Regions from separate parts of the Homo sapiens genome. Here region 2 is linked to region 1. Evidence: read pairs that join two places in POLR2A ChIA-PET (ENCODE). Cell type or tissue: PC-9. All regions are shown on one strand.

Evidence for each region. Peaks named below come from ENCODE experiments on the same cell type or tissue, not always from the same donor. Only the 100,000 strongest peaks of a DNase experiment are listed, where the experiment ranks them.
Region 2: POLR2A ChIA-PET joins it to region 1 with 5 read pairs; 2 of 35 experiments call an interaction of 5 or more read pairs at or near these places.

Annotation. Positions count from the first base shown.
Region 1 is chr10:69,424,302-69,428,301 of GRCh38, forward strand. No RefSeq gene overlaps it. Among named protein-coding and RNA genes, the nearest start is that of TACR2, 9.4 kb to the left of the region's middle. In PC-9, CTCF peaks have their summits at 2,717 and 3,003 (motif pointing right); DNase peaks (open chromatin) are centred at 1,740, 2,220 and 3,030; H3K27ac peaks cover 828 bases.
Region 2 is chr10:69,230,935-69,234,934 of GRCh38, forward strand. HKDC1 (hexokinase domain containing 1) reads left to right here. Exons shown (of 18, transcript NM_025130.4): 3 at 1,830-1,978; 4 at 2,080-2,199. It overlaps LOC101928994 (a long non-coding RNA gene), which reads right to left and starts at 1,556. Exons shown (of 5, transcript NR_120648.1): 1 at 1,437-1,556. RefSeq lists enhancers at 900-2,099, 1,713-2,438. In PC-9, no CTCF peak of the experiment used is centred here; DNase peaks (open chromatin) are centred at 1,587 and 1,997; H3K4me3 peaks cover 3,389 bases; H3K27ac peaks cover 4,000 bases.

The DNA.
Region 1 (4,000 bases):
TCCCTGCCTGTTAGCTGTCACCTGGCTGACCAGCTAAAGTCTGCATTTCCAAGACTCCCTTCCAAGCTACATGTGGTCACATGATTAAGATCTGGCCAATGAGATGTGGGCAGAAGTGACACACACACACACACACACACACACACACACACACACAAAACTTCACAGTCTCATCTTTAAAGAGGGAGCTGCTGACTCCCCACTTCCTACTGGAGGGCAGTGGCAACAACAGGGACTTCCATCTTGAATCCACAGAGGGAAGCCATATTGAGGATGGCAGAGCCTGGGGAGGTCTCAGGGCTCTTATGTGAAAAAGAAAAAGGAAACAGGTTGGGCATGGTGGCTCATACCTGTAATCCCAGAATTTTGGGAGGCCGAGGCAGGTGGATCACCTGAGGTCGGGGGTTCAAGACCAGCCTGACCAACATGGAGAAATCCCATCTCTAATAACAATACAAAAAATTAGCCAGGCGTGGTGGTGGGCACCTGTAATCCCAGCTACTTGGGAGACTCAGGCAGGAGAATCACTTGAACCCGGGAGGTGGTGGTTGCAGTGAGCTGAGATTGCACTCCAGCCTGGGCAACACAGGGAGACCCTGTCTTGCCTGTTTTTCGAAACTCCGTCTAGAAAAAAAAAATAATAAAGGAAACAAAACAAAACAAACTTCTCTCTTGTTTGAGGCACTGCATTTTACATCTTGGGGACCCTTTATGATGGCATGTAACTCTAAATAAACACTAGCCTTCAAGAACTTCTTTGATGCTTCCACAGGTTAACTATTTTTGTTCTACATTCTAATAGCATTCCTGTGCTTTTTTTCTTGTTAACATCCTGATCCATCACATGTATTCAAAGTGTGTTTTCCCTACCATACTAGGAAATCCACAAAGCCAGGAATGATGATGACAGCCTTGATGACAGCCTTGATGACAGCCTTGATGACAGCCATATCCTCCCTGTCCTCCACTGTGATTGGCTCAATGATAACTTCTAATTAAATGAATGAATGGTGCGCCGATGAATGAACACACTGGAACAACTTGGATATGATACCATGCATACTTTTTGCTGTAAGTAACAGTAACTTAAACAAATATCTTTCTCACATAACCAGGCATCTGGAAATAGGTGATTCTGTGAGAAACAGCTCAGTGATGTCAAAAGCTCTTTGGGAACTTTGATTTTTCTTGGCCTTCCCCTCATAGCTGCAAGAGGGCTGCAACAGCTCCAACAATCTTTTTATCTAACTGCACTCTCATCCCAGGAAAGGAGCAGGAAGGAAAATAAGTCTCCTTCTAGGCTTCTCTCTTTTGGTCAGGGAGGAAAGCCTTCCCCAGGATTCCCCCCAGCAGATGCCCCTCACATCTAATTGGCCAGAACTAGGTCACATGACCACCCCAGGCCACATGGGAAGCTGAGAAAGGGAACTTCTTCCTTCTTCAGGACCCAGTGGGAATAAACCAGTTCTAACAGCCCTTGCCCCTCCTTGCCCAGGTGGTCCCATTTGGGAAGCCCCAGGGACAATGGGGTATCACGATCTGGTCACAAATAAAAAGCCATGCCTTGTGCTTGATGCTTGCTGGAGGATATCACATTCTGTCTCTTGAAATTCTCTCCCTTGACACTGGCCCACCCAGCCTTTCCCTTGACTCTGCCCATAAGCTCACCTGTTTCAGTGCAATCAGTGATTGTTATCTCTGTGGTTACAGCGTCGCTACTATTTACTGAGCACCAGCCACGTGCCTGGTGACTGAACAAGTTGCATAACCTCTTTGTGCTTCCTTTTCCTCACCTGTAAAATTTGTACTACCTCATGGGATTGTTATGAGATTAAATTAGTTAATACAGACAAAGTGCTTACAACAGTACCTGACACAAAGGGCTAAATAAGCATTTGCTGTTGTGAATTGTTTATATCCTCATTTCACAGATGGAATAAATAACATGTCCAAGGTCACACAGTCGGGGGAACCAACAGTGAAAGCCTGGTTTCTCTGACTCTAGAGCCCACAGCCTTTCTTCTCTTGCTGCCAGGCCTTGCTGTGTCTGCAAGTTTCTCCTCAGTGTCTCAAAGGTGGGATGTCTTGCCACAGACACTATTTACTAATTCATTAATCCACCTCCTCCTGGAAGCCTTCCAGGGCACTTGCTCTCTGCCCCTTGCTGGCTCTGGGAAGGCCCTTCTGGAGAACATGAGAAGCTTCCTCTTGTCTCTTCTGGAGGGCTGGGAAATGTAGGTCCTGCCCGCTATTGTGGTCAGCTGCAAAGACACAACGTCATCCTCCAGAGATGCCCAGCCCTGATGAGGACACTGAAGTCCAGGAAAGGCACTCCCTCCAGGTCAGACAGCCAAGTACTAGGGGAGCCGCAACTGGATCTTAGGCCTCCAGGATGACTGCCCAGCACCCATTCCCTGCTCCGGGCTTCCTCCGTGTGAGCATTTTGCAGAGACAGCGACTCATCCAAAGGAGACCCTTACTCACAGTAGGGCCAAGAATGGGGCTTGCCTGGGAGATCCTGGCCTGAGCATTACAGGGGAGACCATGCCTTACTCATCCCTGACCCTCCACTCCCACTCTGGCTCCTACGTGGGCCCAGCCTCATCCCCTGCAGAGATATGCAGACTGTAGCCTAAGTGCAGGAGTGCCTGTAATACACAGATTATGACACTAGAGGCCAGGCGCGGTGGCTCAGGCCTGTAATCCCAGCACTTTGGGAGGCTGAGACGGGCGGATCACAAGGTCAGGAGATCAAGACCATCCTGGCTAACACGGTGAAACCCTGTCTCTACTAAAAATACAAAAAATTAGCCGGGCGTGGTGGCGGGCGCCTGTAGTCCCAGCTACCTGGGAGGCTGAGACAGGAGAATGGCGTGAACCTGGGAGGCAGAGCTTGCAGTGAGCCGAGATCGTGCCACTACACTCCAGCCTGGGCCACGGGGTGAAACTCTGTCTCAAAAAAAAAAAAAAAAAAGAAAGAAAAACAAACGACACTAGAGGGCAGCCTCACTGCTTTAATCCTGGTGACCACAAAGGCTTTTAAGAAGCCTCCACCAGATTGATGATGATGATGATGATGATGATGATGATAATGATCGTGGTGGTGGTGGTGGCGGCGGTGGCGGTTGAGGCTACTATGTATTGAGCCAAGATGATATATCATCTCTAACCAGCAGGTCTTCTGTGCATACCATGTTCTGCTGTGTTCTGAATTGCAGAAAATGTACCACCTCCATCCAGTTACCCAAGCCTGAAACCTGGGCATCACCATCAGCTTCTTCCTCCTTCCCTCTCTCCACTCTACCACCTACTCCCATCCATTCTATATCCTAAATCTTGTCGCATCCCCATCTCTCCAGGCCCACAGTTTGTCCTTCTCCTCCAACTTTCCATTCGATTTACAGAAAGCCCCAGTCTCCTGCCTCAGGCCCTCATGCAGGCCAGCGGCTCCTGAACTTTGCTGCACATTGGAATTTCCTAGAGCTTCCAAAACTCCAGCTGCCCACGCCACACATCAGACCAATTAAGTCAGGATGTCTGGGGGTGGGAACCAGGTATCGGTACTTTTTTTTTTTTTTTTTTTTTGAGTCAGAGTTTTGCTCTTGTTGCCCAGGCTGGAGTGCAATGGTGTGATCTCGGCTCACTGCAACCTCTGCCTCCCGGGTTCAAGTGATTCTCCTGCCTCAGCCTCCCGAGTAGCTGGGATTCCAGGTGCACACCACCACCCCGGCTAATTTTGTATTTTTAGTAGAGATGGGGTTTCTCCATGTTGGTCAGGGGGATCTCGAACTCCTGACCTTAGGTGATCCGCCTGCCTTGGCCTCTCAAAGTGCTGGGATTACAGGCATGAGCCACCATGCCCGGCCATGCATCAGTACTTTTTAAAGCTCCCCAGGTTGTTCCAGTTTGCAGCCATGTTTAGGCATCACTGTGCTCTCTCTCTGAGACCCTCTTCCACGTCCTTTTAGCTGGGCAACTCGATAATCAGGCGGGTCTCTAA
Region 2 (4,000 bases), 190 kb before region 1:
ATGTCTGTGAAGACTCTGAGGCCCCACAGACTGCTGTTGCCTGGGCAAGTCCTCCCTCTCCCAGGGTCCACTGGTTCCTTTTTTCTGGGGTCAGAGACAGAAGGGATCACACCATGTGGCATCCATGAAATGGCACCTCGAGCCACTGGTGGAGTGAGGTGTTTGATAGTGATTGCGATGCGGGCCGGGAGTGGGATGCCTCCACACCGACACTGGCCAGGTCTCAGCACATCCCCTCCCGTCCGATGGCAGTGCAGCAGCCTCTTCTTTTGTTAAACCCTCAGTCTATTCTGGTTGGTGTCAGAGGCATTTGTCCCCAGAATCTCAGATCTTGGCACTCCCTAGCTTAAAATCTTTCTGCAGCTCCCTCTCACCTTCCAGATAAAGCCCAAGCTCCTTGGGGTGGATAGCTTTTCCAAATCCTTCCAAATTTAACCTGAGAGCCACCTTCCAACCTCATTTCTGTGACAGCTGCCCTCCTTTGGCAAAAGCACACTCACTCTTAGCGGATGCTTTCTCATTCCTTTGCCCGTGGTTCCTCTCCCTGGGACCCCCGCTCCCGGCAGCCTGGCAGCCTGACTCCTGCTCACCCTTCAACACTCAGCTCTGTGTCCCCTCCCTGCAAAGCCAGCTGCCTTTGTCTCCCAGCTTTGACCTGGATATCTCTCCCTGTGCCTCTCACAATCTGAGCACTGGTCCTACTATATGGAAATAGCTGATTTATGCGCCTGTATTTCGGATCAATTTCCCAGGGAGCACACCGTCTTTCATCTGCGCATCCCTAGCACCTAACACATGTTACTCAGCACAGAGTAGATGCTCAGTAAATGTGTGGACATAGATTGTGGGATCTACCCTACCTCCTACACAGCAAGACAGCATCTGGGAGAACCCTCTTACTTGGTGCATAATATATACTAATAAAAGTTGCATAGGATTAACTCCCTGAATTCCCTCACCAAATAATAAATGACTCCATCAGCTCCTTTGTGGCTGATCTGTGAAGGTAAGAATTTCCGGATGTCTACACAAAAACAAAAAATCGAGCTGGCTGCACCTTTGCTACTCTAACTATGGTCTACAGACCAGCAACAGCAGCAACATCACCAAGTTGGCCAGGCTGTTCTTGAACTGCTGACCTCAGGTGATCTGCCCGTCTCGGCCTCCCAAAATGCTGGGATTACAGGCATGAGCCACTGTGCCCAGCCCCCACCTTTCAATTAATGGCATCTGTCTTGGGCTGGGCTGGGTTGTGTTCCAATGTCTCCTTTTGGAGTGGCTCTGGCCTAAAAAAATCAGCATCCTTGGCACCTCAAGGGCCATTGTTTAGTCCCTGTCTCCTCTCCCCTCCAGGAGTGTTTTCCCTCTGCCCATAGGATCATCGGCTGCAGGAGGCTGGCTGCTCCTCGCCGCACATCCTGTCTTCCCCCTCATACCTTTATCCGAGTTTCCCCAGGCTGGGAGCACCAGCTCTCTCTTCCCAGTGATGGCATCCCAGGATGGGCTCCACCGTCGAGGCCACCTCTCATACCACCGCAAGGGCTGTGCTCACATTTGCCCTCTCCAGTTGACATGCACATTCCTACAGCATGAGCCAGTGGGTTGGGCTCAGGCTGCAGAGTCAGGCTGACTTAGTTCACATCTCAGCTCTGCGCCTTACCTCGAGGGCTCTGAGAAATGGCCAGAGTCCTCAGCCTTGGCAAATGAGCATAATGATACCTAGTGGCTGTGATTTGAAGACGTTGATTATATGTCCAACCTCTAATGCAGAGCTTGCCATATCTGTAGTAGACCCTCAATAAATGGAAACTGAATTTGTTTCTTAATAGAAAATGGGGAGTTCCTTTCCCTGGATCTCGGAGGGTCCAAGTTCCGAGTGCTGAAGGTGCAAGTCGCTGAAGAGGGGAAGCGACACGTGCAGATGGAGAGTCAGTTCTACCCAACGCCCAATGAAATCATCCGCGGGAACGGCACAGAGGTACCTGGCAGGTGGCTCCTGTGACCGCAGGGAAGGCGGTGGCATCCGTGTGTGGGGAAACCACACCTTAGCCCATGTACTTTGCTTTCTCTTCTCTGCAGCTGTTTGAATATGTAGCTGACTGTCTGGCAGATTTCATGAAGACCAAAGATTTAAAGCATAAGAAATTGCCCCTTGGCCTAACTTTTTCTTTCCCCTGTCGACAGACTAAACTGGAAGAGGTAAGGCGCGGAGGGAAGCAGCAGTGCAGGAATTGGGGCTTGGGGAATGTGGGCACGGGTGGGAGTCAGGCTGCACGCAGGAGAGAACAGCAGGAGCTTTCTTGTTTGTCTTTTTCTTTTCTTTTTGTTCATGATGAGGTGGCAGCGTGAGGCAGAGAACTTGTTAACGCAATGGCCTTGATTTTATGATTAACGTGGGCACAGCTCGGGGGAGTAGAATGCTTTTCACTAGCTCTCAAACCTTGGTGTGAGGAATTCCTTGGAGGGCTTGTTTTAAGCACAGATTGCTGGGCCTACTGGAATCAGTGGTTCTGCAAGGAGGCCCTAAATTCGCCTCCCTGACAGGTTCCTGGCAGATGTGATGCTGCCTGAGGCCTGCACTTAGGACCACTGACATAGCCAACTAGAAGAAACATGGGAAGGCTGGGGAGTCTCTCCCTGTAGTGAGCCCTCAGGAGGAGGATTAGAATGGGGGCACTGGAGGACCAGGCGCGGTGGCTCACGCCTATAATCCCAGCACTTTGGGAGGCCGAGGCGGGCGGATCATGAGGTCAGGAGATCGAGACCATCCTGGCTAACATGGTGAAACCCCGTCTCTACTAAAAATGCAAAAAATTAGCTGGGTGTGGTGCCGGGCGCCTGTAGTCCCAGCCACTTGGGAGGCTGAGGCAGGAGAATGGCGTGAACCCGGGAGGCGGAGCTTGCAGTGAGCCGAGATTGTGCCACTGCACTCCAGCCTGGGTGACAGAGCAAGACTCCGTCTCAAAAAAAAAAAAAGGAATGGGGGCACTGGAGGAGTGAGAATGTCCTGGAGCAGACACAGAGCCTGGGATACACAGTCTGAACTGTGTCACCAGCTAGGCCGGGGTTCCTGGTAACTCATCTCTGTGTGTCTCAGTTTTCAATCTGTAAGCAGGAGGAAGCTAACCCAATCTTATGTGAATAAAGACAGCAAATAAGGGGACGTTCTGGGGCCAGGTTGGGGGAGTTACTGTCAAGAGTCTAGTCTCCCCGGGCCACTCCTGTCTGGGTTGGGGACCCTGATCAATCTCCTCCTCCTGGCCCTCCTGGTTATGATGCCCAGTTGACAGTCACATGGACCTCCTTGGGATGTGCTTGATATTGTTGGCTTGAGTCACTTATTGGTGTGGAATAGTGAAAGGGAATGAGCTTTCATGTTCCACACACATGGCTTTGAATCATGGTTCAGGACAAATTGTGTCCCCTTGGACCAGTTCCTTAATTTCATGAGCCTCTTGTTTTCTCTTTGAGAAAATTTTATTTATTTTTATTTTTTTCTTTGTAGAGATGAGGTCTCACTATATTGCCCAAGCTGGTCTCAAACTCCTGGGTTTAAGTAATCTGCCTGCCTCTGCCTCCCAAAGCGTTGGGATTACAGGCATGGGCCATTGTGTCCCACCTTGTTTTCTCATTTGTAAAGCAGGGATAATAACATCTGCTTGTTGGGCTGAGGTGAAGCTTAGGCAAAGCATTTGTAAAGCATCCAACACTGTGGTTGGGCCTTACACAGTAGCTGCTAGGCTGTGGTGACTGTCCCTGGATTACTTGTCTCTTTGTGCTTTTGTATCTTATCCCTAAATTCAACAGAGGTTTTTGGAGGGCAAGCAGTGCCCGCCAAGGGCACAGACCTTCCCCGCCAAGGTCTCTGACAATGTGTTGTATTTAATAGGTGCTTGATAACTATCTCACAGTTGAAAGGTGTCAATCATTTATTTGATTCCATCGTGGGAATTTGCCATCATCTATACAGGGGACAGGCTGAGTTTTACTTTTTCATTCT